2 separate regions of the Homo sapiens genome follow, and region 1 is linked to region 2. The links are chromatin contacts, found by Hi-C or POLR2A ChIA-PET in ENCODE. All regions are on one chromosome and are shown on one strand. Each heading gives the region's core, a stretch centred on a gene start or an enhancer-like site at or near the end of the contact. The rest is flanking DNA. Distances are from core to core; before and after follow the strand shown. Region 1 overlaps ADCY5 (adenylate cyclase 5). Region 2 overlaps ADCY5 (adenylate cyclase 5).

The links. Hi-C counts contacts between places; a loop is a spot of excess contacts on that map. ChIA-PET counts read pairs that join two places held with the same protein, here RNA polymerase II (POLR2A). Pooled maps may share reads with other maps.
Region 1: a map of heart left ventricle shows a loop between it and region 2 (2.7-fold over the local background). The contact joins two enhancer-like sites. A Hi-C loop is called at or near these places in 15 of 168 maps with a recorded cell type or tissue (Right ventricle myocardium inferior, Right ventricle myocardium superior, aorta and 6 more) and 9 of 50 pooled maps. POLR2A ChIA-PET finds 5 or more read pairs at or near these places in 2 of 52 experiments (RWPE1 and WTC11).

What each region holds. Positions count from the first base shown.
Region 1 is chr3:123,418,866-123,424,162 of GRCh38, reverse strand. The region is part of intron 1 of ADCY5 (adenylate cyclase 5); the gene reads left to right. Among named protein-coding and RNA genes, the nearest start is that of ADCY5, 28 kb to the left of the region's middle. Within about 2 kb of position 4,047, at least 13 of the 41 ENCODE cell types and tissues checked have a DNase peak (open chromatin) inside an H3K27ac peak, as active enhancers do; they include ascending aorta and heart left ventricle, where a contact is called at or near this core.
Region 2 is chr3:123,341,514-123,346,832 of GRCh38, reverse strand. All of the region lies in intron 3 of ADCY5 (adenylate cyclase 5), which reads left to right. Among named protein-coding and RNA genes, the nearest start is that of ADCY5, 100 kb to the left of the region's middle. RefSeq lists an enhancer at 2,622-3,291. Within about 2 kb of position 3,177, at least 4 of the 41 ENCODE cell types and tissues checked have a DNase peak (open chromatin) inside an H3K27ac peak, as active enhancers do; they include ascending aorta and heart left ventricle, where a contact is called at or near this core.

The DNA.
Region 1 (5,297 bases), core at 2,798-5,297, 76 kb before region 2:
AGTCCCACGTGCGTGTGCACAGTGCAGACACTTGAGTGCCATGGGATAATCCTCATGCTGGCTTCCAGTCTCCTTGTCTCAGGCCCAGCCATCTGCTCTAGGACGGTGGCCTCACCATGTTTCTCCCACACCTGGCACCGGGATGCTCAAAGGCCAGCATGGAACCACAGGGAGGACAGAATGAAAAGCGAGACCTTCTGCCATAGGCTGCCCAAGGCCTCTCACTGGGCGTTGGCCTGTGTGTGGAAGAGATGGGAACGGTGCTCCCTGCCACTCCAAGGACATCAGGGGCTGAGCAGGTGCTGTGTCAGGGCTGAGTCCTGGGGTGGCCACCTATGCTCTCCCACTGAGCTGGCCACCCTCCCCTGCCCTTCTTTCCTCATACCCGAGAACCCTTCTTGGCCTCAGGAAGACAGTGTGCTCCTGGGACTGGATTCTTACTGCAGAGGGACTGCCAGCCGCCGGGCCCTGTCCTCTGGGGCCCTTCTGCCTTGGGGCTTGGTGACGGGCCTTCTTAGAATAGTGTCAGGGAGCTCTTGAGGGCAGGGGCTTGTCTGTCCTCAGCAGATTGGGAACTCTGAGGACAGAAACGGGTATTGCACCTTAGTCTGAGAGCCCCTTGAGGATGGCATTGCACCCCCTCTTCCCTCCCATCAGGACCCAGTTTCTGGCTGTGAGATGCAGAAGCTGCCCAGTCCTCGGCGCCTAAAGATCTGGGAAGGAGGCTGTGGGATGTGGAGGCCTCAAGGCTGTAGCTGGGGATGCGGGAAAAAGAGAAACTTCCCACCTCCCACGGCGCAGAATCACATCCCCTTAGTGGCTTCCCTCCGCTTCCCCTTCTCCGCAGGGGTGGGGCGGGGATGGGTTTTATAGCCAGGGGTCAGGATTCCACAAGCCTGATAGCCAGTGGAGCTTGTGCCCAGCTTGGGCTCGTGCCCAGCGTGGGCATGAGTAAGGAGGAGGCGGATGTGAGTGTGGGATGGGCCGGCAATTGGGGCGGGCTGGGCTGGTGCCTCTTGGTGGGCTCAAGAGTGAGGCCAGACCTCCTGTATCCTCTTGGGCTGCTGCCTTGTCTGACCCACTCCTGAGCCCGGGGCCAGGGTGGCTCCAGTAACTGGTCTGTCCTCTCACTGCAAGGTGCAGGGAAGTCTCTCCTGTCTGTGAAGTCAGCCCTGATGCTCCTTCCCAGGAGGGAAACAGGGAAGTTTCTGTACCACGTGTCCAGATTCTGCTATACAAAATTCCTCGCTCCTATCGGGTGGTATCTCTGTGTCTGTATCTCCCCTACTTGAGAAAGGACCATCTCATTAATTGGCATGCTTGCCCCCTCCCCTGAAATGGCCACAGGCCTTGGATTCTTCTGGAGCCTTATGGCCTCTAAAAGCTTGATGAGAAGAGAGACCAAGCCTGCTGCTGATGGGCCCAGCCTGGAAGCTGTTATCCTATGATCTGGGAGGAGGCGAGTCCTTACAGCTGGGCATTCTGGCTGGGGTTGAGGAGGGGGATTCGCAGCGCCCCCTGCCACCAGACATGAGCTGAGCTCACTGCCTCTGCCCTGCAGTTGTGACTCAGTGGCTGTGTGGTTTAATGGTAGGTGCCGGGGCATTCCAGTCAGGCGGCTCTGCATTTGAAACCCAGCTCCACCACCTACCTGTATATAAGAGCCTTGGAGAAGTGATGGCAACTGTCTGACCCTCAGTGTCTCCATCTAGCACTTGGAGCTATTGCTATCCACTCCACAGGGCTGTTGTGAGAATTTGTTTACTAATCTGTATAAAACACCCTAACCTACCACCCTGCCCATGGGACTTCCGTGGGCAGCCCGAGAGGAGGTACGTCTACTAAATGACTAGCTCCTCTGGCCACTGTGCCTACCCTCAGTTTTTCAAGATCTTGTTCATTTTAGCTTCTGGCTGCTTTAACTGCTCATCCAAATCTAGACTCAGCTTTGGTGCCACTTTGCCGAGAGAAAGGGGAGAAAGCCTGGCAGCATTAGGAGCTGAGCAGAACCCTTCAAGTGCCCCTCTGCCCAGGAGGAAGCTGACAGTCCCAGTGCCTGCACAGTTTTTTGCTTCCTAGTAAAGACTGCATTATTATGAGCTAATGTCTGTGCTGTCCCTGGAGTGGCCAGGGGAGAAACACCGGGTAATGTGATTATTACAACAGTGACAATAACAACAACAGCACACCAACATGCACACACATTTACGGAGAAGGCCGTGAGTTGAGGGGCTGGCTCCAGGCCAGGGCTGTGGTTAGCACACCAGGGATGGCTGTGGCGCTTGAACACAGTGAGTTTCAGGCTTTTCATGCTCAACTCTCTCTCCCACAGTCCTCCCCCATTGAATAAAAAGCCAACAGGACATATCAATAAATCCTTTCCACTATAGCATAGCAGTGGGTTTGATATAATGTGGTCTTGTGCCTGCCTGGGAGGCCAGTGGGGGAGCTCTCAAAAAGGAAGGCAGTGGGCTCCATCTGTCCTGTGCCCCCATGCCCTTTACTCTTTACTTGCCCACTCAGAACTCCTCCCACCCAGTCATTGCCTACCACCCACCCTTGGGTGACAATGTGAGCCAGGGTACAGGGAGCAATTGCCCTGTGAGAACTCCCCATGGCTCAATCTGATGGTCATAGTGGACCACACCCAGGTACTAGATTTAGGACTAGGTGTCATGATGAGATAATGTCTGTGCTGCTCAGAACCGGCACAAGTGCTAACAGTATGACGTGATTATTGTACTGTAGTGGCTAAAGACCACCTGAGTTTGAATCCTGGGTTTGTCATTCATGTACTGTACAACCTTGAGGCAGTTACCTAACCTGTCTGGGTCTCTGCTTTCTCAGTAGGAAGTGGAGATAATAAAAGTAACCTACTTCTCAGTGCTGGTAAACATGCTTATAATAGTGTGTAGCACCTGGTAAACCCTACGAAGATTTACTCTTTTATAGTCATTCTTTCAACAGAACAATAAGCACCTGGAGTGATTCCCATCCTTGGGGTCTGTTATATGTTAAACTGTCTCCCAAAAAGGATATTGAAATCCCAACCCACAGTACCTATGACTTATTTGAAAATAGGGTCTTTGCAAATGACAATGTTAAGATGTCATCAGGGTGGGCCCTAATCCAGTGTGACTGGTGTCCTTATAAAAAGGGGAAATTTGGACACAGAGACAGACATACGCAGAGGCAAGATGACCTGAAGACAGGGAGAGAACACCATCTACAAGCCAAGGAACACCTGAGGCTACCACAAGCCAGGAGAGAGGCAGGGAACAGATTTTTCCTTCTGGGGAAACAGCCCTCAGAAGGAACCAACTCTGCCAACGTTTTGATTTTGGACTTCTGGCCTTCAGAACTGTGAGACAATAGATTTCCGTTGTTTATGCCACTGAGTTGGGGAATTTTGCTGCAGTAGCCCTAGCAGACTAGTGCAGGATCTGAAGGGGGTATGGTGTGGCCACTGCCCCTCACCGCTGCCCTGAGCTGCTTGTTACCCCCCAGGGACAAACAGTGTCAGAACTGAGCAGACCGGGGTGGCGAGGCTTTGGCTGGCCTCAAGCCTCTGGCATCTGTCTCAGATGGTCCAGGCTCTTGGCCGTGTAGGAGAATGGAGATGCGGCCATCTGTAGGGCCTGGGGCACAGATCACTCACCCCTCACCTCCCACCCTACCTTCCTGCCTCTCACCTCTTTCTTAGCGCACTTCCTACCTGCTCCAGGCAGGAGGAAAAGGAGAAAGGAGGTAACAAATCTCTGGAGAGGACAACCCAAAGCAGGGTTTTGGCCTGAGCATCTCTACCCGTCTTCTCGCCATCTCCTGGAGGCTTAACTGTGATCTCTAAGCGGGAAATGATATGCCTATCTAGGGTGTATCTGTGTGTCTGTGCATGCATGTGAGTGTGGATAGAGAATGTCCTTCATTAAGCTGCTGTGGCCTCATGACCATGACTCATAAACTTACAATCAAGCTCTGCTGGACAGAGGAGACCTGTCCCCAGGGTGGGTGATGCCAGCTTCTGATGTAGCAGCCAGTGCCAAGGCCCTCCGCAGCGCACCTTGGCAGTCTGCCCCGCCTGCTCCCTCTAAAGAACGGTTTGTTCAGTTTCATTTGAGGAAACAGATATGTCTTGAGCATCTCTGTATGTATAGCCCAGGGATACAGTGATGAGGATGGTGCAGGCTTCACCCACAGGGAGCTCATCATTTGTGCTGGGTGGAGGGGTGGGGGGGTGTCTACAACAACTGCGCAAATAATACAAGGTAGAATAAAATGAGCACGGGGGAAGTGCAAGGTGAGAGTCGGAGTGGGAAGAGCGACTCGGAGGAGGAGGGGAGCTGAGCAGCAGCTGGGGAGAGCTGGATGGGGGAGAGCCCAGGGAAGGTTTCATGAAGGAGGTCACTTTTGAGAGGGGCCGCGCAGCAAGAGCCTCGCTGGCAGGGGGAGCAGTGGAAGCAAAGGATTGGAAGCTGGAATGTGCCACGTATGTCCGGGTACACAGAGTCTTCCCCGGTGACCCAAGCACAGGGTCCTCCCTGGAGCAGGCAGGAGTTGAGGCTGGAATGTGACACATCATGGTTGCCCTCACATGCTGGGGTGAGGAGTATCTACAGAACCGAAGTGTAAAAGGGGATCCACTGAGGTCTGCAGGCAGGAGTGCACGGTCGGTTGGACAGGGAGCATTTACAGGATTGAGGAGGCTGATGCAAGTCTGGCAACGTGGGTATGGGGCCTGAGGTGGGAGTAGGAAGGAAACGGTGAAGGGAGAGACATTTCTGTTGGAAAAGTGACAGGATTTGGCAAGCGAGGAAGAGGAGGCGTGGAAGATGAGCCAGAGTGATGGAATAGTGCTGCCATTCAAAGAGAAGTGGGTGGGCGGACGGCACTTCCCTGGCCTGTGGGGGCGCGTGGAGGGGAGGGCCTTGAGTGCCACCTGACTGTGTGCTCGTCAGATGCATGGAGGGCCTGGAATCATGATGAGGGGAGGGGATGCGGTGCTCTCTCGGGCACCGGCTGCACTATCAGCGTTCCCTGGAGAAACAGAACCCTTAGGATTTATATAGACATATAGAAAGATTTACTGTGGGGGATTGGCTCATGCCGTTACGGAGACTGAGAAGACCCATGAGCTGTTGTCTGTAAGCTGGAGGACCAGAAAAGCCAGTGACGTGGTTTCAGTCCAAGCCTGAAGGCCTGAAACCCAGGAGAGACAATGTTGTAAGTCCCAGCCTAAGTCAGAGGCCTGAGAACCAGGAGCCCGCTTTCCAAGGGCAGGGGAAGATGGATGTCTCAGC
Region 2 (5,319 bases), core at 1,928-4,427:
AGAAAAGGAGCTGCTGTGTTTGCCTTCCGGAGAGTTCCTTCTCCCCAGGCAAGTTTCCCTAGGACTCACGAGTCCTCTGAGGTTGGTGTAAAGAGGACTCTTTGGAGGCTTGGCCTGCGTTTTCAAGAAAGTGATTAAGTGAAATAGTGCAAATTATCTCTCTCTCTCACACACACACACACATACACACAGAGAGAGAGAGAGAGAGAGAGAGAGAGAGAGAGAAGGTGAGGCTGACAGCAGTAGGGGTGAGGGAAGCACTGTTTTCTTCAGGCAGAATGAGAACTGCCCAGTTCCCAAGTCTGCCCTGGGATCCGAGACTGTGGATCCTGACTGCATGTCTTCCATCTGTCTCTCAAAACTGAGACTCTAAGCCTTTAGGAGAGACATGTATCTGCATAACACATTGGCCCCCAGTTTTGGGGGTCTCCCAACCCCCCATGCTTCTCTGTCAGGTAGGGACAGTGTAGGCAGCAGTCACCTTGGTCTCCCAGGAAGAAGGCTGCCCCTGGCTGAATCTCCACATCCGGGAAGGACCTGAGGGGGTTGCAGCTGAGCCCAGCTCAGGGAAGTGGAGTTGGTGGCCGGACTTCCGGGCTTGAGCCCTTCAGGCAGTGCAGATGTGCCATTTCCCTGCTGCTTCTCCCACCCACCTTGGCCCTCCCATGGTGGAACGATCACTAGCAGTGAGAGGTCACACCTACGCAGAGCTTGCCTGAACCAGCCACCGCCCTACGTGCGTTCATCTACTCACTTAAACCCACAGCAAAGAAGAGGGCTGTACTGTGATTATCTCCATTTTACAGGAGAGAAAACTGAGGCACAGAGGTGAAGTAACTTGTCCTCTCGTTGGTTAAGTGGGAGAAATACCCTGGAACGCTTTCTGGTACTAGTTTTTACCCAGCCTGACTACCAGACAGATGTTTTTACGTGCCCAGGAGAAAGGAGTGTGTCCAAGGAATCTGGGAAGGAGGTCTGGGGAGCCCTCAGGCTAACAGGAGACTCAGAGGAGAGGCAGGAGAGAGATTTGGTTTCCTGTGTGTGTGTGTGTGTGTGTGTGTGTCTGTCTGTCTGTCTGTCTGTCTGTCTGTCTGTCTCTCTGTCTCTGTGACTGAGGAGCCACCAGGGGCCTTTCCTGTCTGATGGCAGTTCTTAAAATCCAGGGGTCTCCCCCTTAGGACATGTGAGGAAACAGACTTCCCTATTAGAACAGATCCCATAGGCTCAGGTTTAAAGTGGGAAGGGGTAGCCCACCAAGTGGTCCCAACATATACGAGCCAAGTCACTGAGCTCCCCCTTCTGGAATTTTCTCTCCTGGTCCTGTCTTTACCACCTCACTGGCCCAGGCATTGTCCCTGGCACCGCATGGACAAAGGTGCTTTCCTTGATTGCTCTCAGCTCCGCAGAGCTTTGTGCAGGTTTCGCTCATTCAGTGGAACACAAAGGAAATCCAGAAAATTTGCTGCTCAGAAGCAGTCTAGCACCTCCAGCACAGCTTCCCAGCCTGCCTCGGCCAACACAGCCGGCTCACCGGCCACCCCTGCGCCTCGGCCCAGTTCTTGCCCTCTCTCACCATCTCTTCTCCCACTCAGCAGGCATCTTCCTATTCCTCGTTCCACGGTGCTGGCTCTTGGGCCCCCAGCCCTCCAGCAAGGGTGTTTGGTCAGAGGGGCTGACTCAGGCCTCTTCTACGGTGACTGCCCTTGGGGTGACTCCTCCCTCTGTCTCTCTCCCATGGAGGCAGTGACTTTGGGTTGATAAAAGAACACTGCCCTAATCACAGAGTGGCCTGCATGTCAGACCCCTGCCACAGTGGGGGTATTTCTCTCTGGGATGTGCCAGGATCAATGACAGCAATCAGGAAAGAGATGAAAGGAGAGAAAAATCAAGATGCTATAATTTTCATGGGGACAGAGACGATTCTGACTCTGACATCGCCAGGGACAGAGGTGGCTGGTACACATCAGAGGCCAACTGCAAGCAATCATATGCAAATGTCCCTCTGGGGCCTCTTTCCCTGTTACATCAGCAGCACTGGTTGTAGCCCTTGGTAGAAACACAGTGCTTGCTCTGGTCTCTGTTTTGGGGTTGAACTTTTGGCTTGGGTTGGTGGTTAAGTAGGAGATGGGGGGTGACATCATAGTTTAAAAACACCCCTTGGGGCTGGGCTCATGGGGCGGGGCACAGTGGTTAGGCCTAGGCGCTGGGGTTAAGCAGTTCTGCACATTGCCCCTACTCTGCTGTTTCCTGGCCATGTGACCAGGACAAGTTACAAGCATTGAGCCACTCTGAACCTCAGTTTCCTCATCTGCGTAATAGGATAGGAAGAGTACCTACTTAATAGGGTTGCAAAGAGTAAATGGAATAATGTGGGGAAAGTGCTTAGCATAGTATCTGGCACATAACAAGTGTTCGGTAATTGTGAGCTGCCATTATTATTGTTACTGTTATTTTTATGATTATGATCACACTCATATCAACAAAGAAAGGCCTGGGGATTCTCTAGTTGGCGAATGGAGGGTGATGAGTCACATTCATCAATTCTCTGCAGAGTTGTAGTATTTAGAGAGGGTGATGACATGCTGTTCTCTAGCCCCACTGAGAGCAAGGCCACAAGAAAAATAAATCAACTCCACAGCATGACAGGCTGGGCCTGGATCTAAGGAAGAGGAAGAGACTGATGGGGGTTTGGGGAAAAGAGTTTGTCTTGGATAGGGCGGGGTGTCAGGCAGGGGCCACCACTGTCCATGGCCTCATTCTCCCCTGGCCCTGAGGAGAATAGTTGTGCAGCACACACCACCCCGGGGCGCAGCCAGGGACTGGCCAAGGAGCCTGTAGGATGTTTTGATGCTGAGCCACCACTGGCCGTGGGCAGACGCAGGCCAGAGGCCAGGGGACCCCTGGAGACCCCGGAGACACTTAGTTGTCTCCCCTGTCTGACGTGTGGTGACAAATGGAAATGTTTCAGCCTTTCTGACGGGGCGGGGGGTCAGCTGGAGCCAGGGCCCATGCTGGGATGTCCACCAGTGGCTTGCAAGCCCTCCTGCCTGTCCTCCCCCACCCCAGATACCAGCACTTGCTGCAGCTGACAGCGCCAGGGCTGGGGGAGCTGTGCCCTCCCCACACCTGGGAGGGACAAGGGCCTCTGGGACATGCCAGCAGAGGCATTCTGGAGGGAGGGACAGCTCCTGGAGCTCTGCCTGGGGAGGGGAGAGCTCAGTCAGCCTCAGCCTTCTCAGCCAGAGAAGGCGCCATACCACGTGGGTCACAGCAAAGGTAGATGCAAACAGACCTCGGCATCAGCAGCTCACCCTTGCCCAGGAGTCAGTGGAAGGGACCAAGATGAGCACCTGTGTTAAGCAGACAGGTCCACACCCAGCTCTGCCGCCTGGTGGCTGTGGGAACTTGGGCAAGGCACCTAATCGGAGCCTCAGTTTCCTCACCTGTAACATGGGGTGGGGATGGTCCTCAACTGTAACATGGGATGGCCATTCACTCATCCATTCAGCTAGTGTGTGAACTCTGCCTCATCAGTGGGGACCACCAGCCACATTGCAGGACACTCAGCTACAGGCGGGCAGTGTGACATGGATTAAAGTACACATCATCACTGGCATCATGAAGCTCATCTTCTGTTAGAGAAGACACTAAGCAATGAATAATTAGTCAGCTGAGTTTATCACATTCTTGTGGGAGCTAGGGTTTAGTGACCAGGGGACACAGACTTCACAGGGTATTAATGTTAGACAACGTACTGCTCTATTGTTCTGTTATCATTGTGATAAAAGGCACAGAGGAGCAGCATCCGTAAGAGGGTGCCCAGCTAGCTAGCCCAGGACTCCTTGCAGGGCTGCTGGGAGCTGAGGTGAGGTAGGGCATGGAAGGTCCCCAGCCCCGCGCAGCGCAGGAGGCTGCAGACTGATTGCCCTTGAGGCAGGGTGGACGACCAGAGAGTCAAGGTCAGGTAACTCAACACCCCAAAGGTTTCAGGGGCCAGAGAACGCCCCAGCCAGGCCTGAGAGGGCTCTGAAGGATTCTCTGCTTTCACAGGAGCTCCTTCTTACTGTGGATGACCCTGCACTGACTGGTCTGTGCCTGAGCTGGAGCCCTGAGGTTTTAAAGGTCGTAGGTGTTGGGTGGGTGAGAGATCATTCCAGACTCTTCTTTGTGTGAAGGGCGAGAAAGCTGTCTCCTCTAGTGGGTGCTGGTCCTTTGCCTAAGAAACATTCCCCGCAGGGCCCCAGGGTTCAGGATGGGGCACGGGTTGGGGGATCTTGGTTCACCAACTTGGATCAGGCACCCGAGTCCTGTGGATCTGCAGCCAGGGTCCCGGCAGAGGGGCTGCCAAGTCTGGTGTGGCAATGAGGTAGTCAGCCCCGCTCCCCACACATCAGGGGTGGGGCAGGGTCTTGGGGAGAGATCCCCTGTCTCCTCAGTCTTTCCCCAACACCTCCCACTTTTAAGGTTATTATCTCCTCTCCTGTCTCCTTCAAGGACTTGGCTGCATTCCCCAGGTTGCTCTGGTGTCTGGCTCTGCTGCAGTGTGGTTCTGAATTATAATGACCACGCGACAATGTCCGAGATACTCAGATACCTGTGGGCGGATTGTGCACCCTGTAGGCAGAGGGTGGAAAATGTTTACCTTCCACTCACACCCTCAGCCAACAGACCACATGAGGAGGGGCCGTGAACATCCTGCATTCCCGTCTCAAACCTGACATGAAGAAAAGTATTCTGGGCCGGCCACGATGGTTCATACTTGTAATCCCAGGCCCAGAATACTGGGAAGCTGAGGCAACAGGATTGCTGGGGCCCAGGAGCCTGAGGTTACAGCGAGCCAAGATCTTGCTGCTGCTACTCCAGCCTGGGCAACAGAGCGAGACCCTGTCTCTATTTTTTTTTAAGTATTCTGAACTCTACTCCCGTACCAGTTATAGATATAAATGGTCTTTATGTTATTATTTTAGTCATTCCACAAACATTTACTGAGCTGCTACTATATACAGCCTGCCAGTATGAAAAAGACACTGTCTCTGCTCCTTAGGGAATATCCAGCCCTCACAGTGAGGGAGTTAAGTGCTATGGGAACAGCAGCTTGACAGCCCAGGGGGCCCTGTTGGTGGAGTCAGTAGGGTTGGGTCTTTAAAAAAAAAAATTAATGGATTATTTTAGTTGTGATAAAAATACATAGCATAAAACTCATCATCTTAGCCATTTTTAAATGTACAGTTCAGTGGCATTAAGTACATTCAAATTGTTGTGCAACCACCATCACCACCGTCCATCTCTGGAACTTTTTTTATTTTCCCAAGCTGAAAC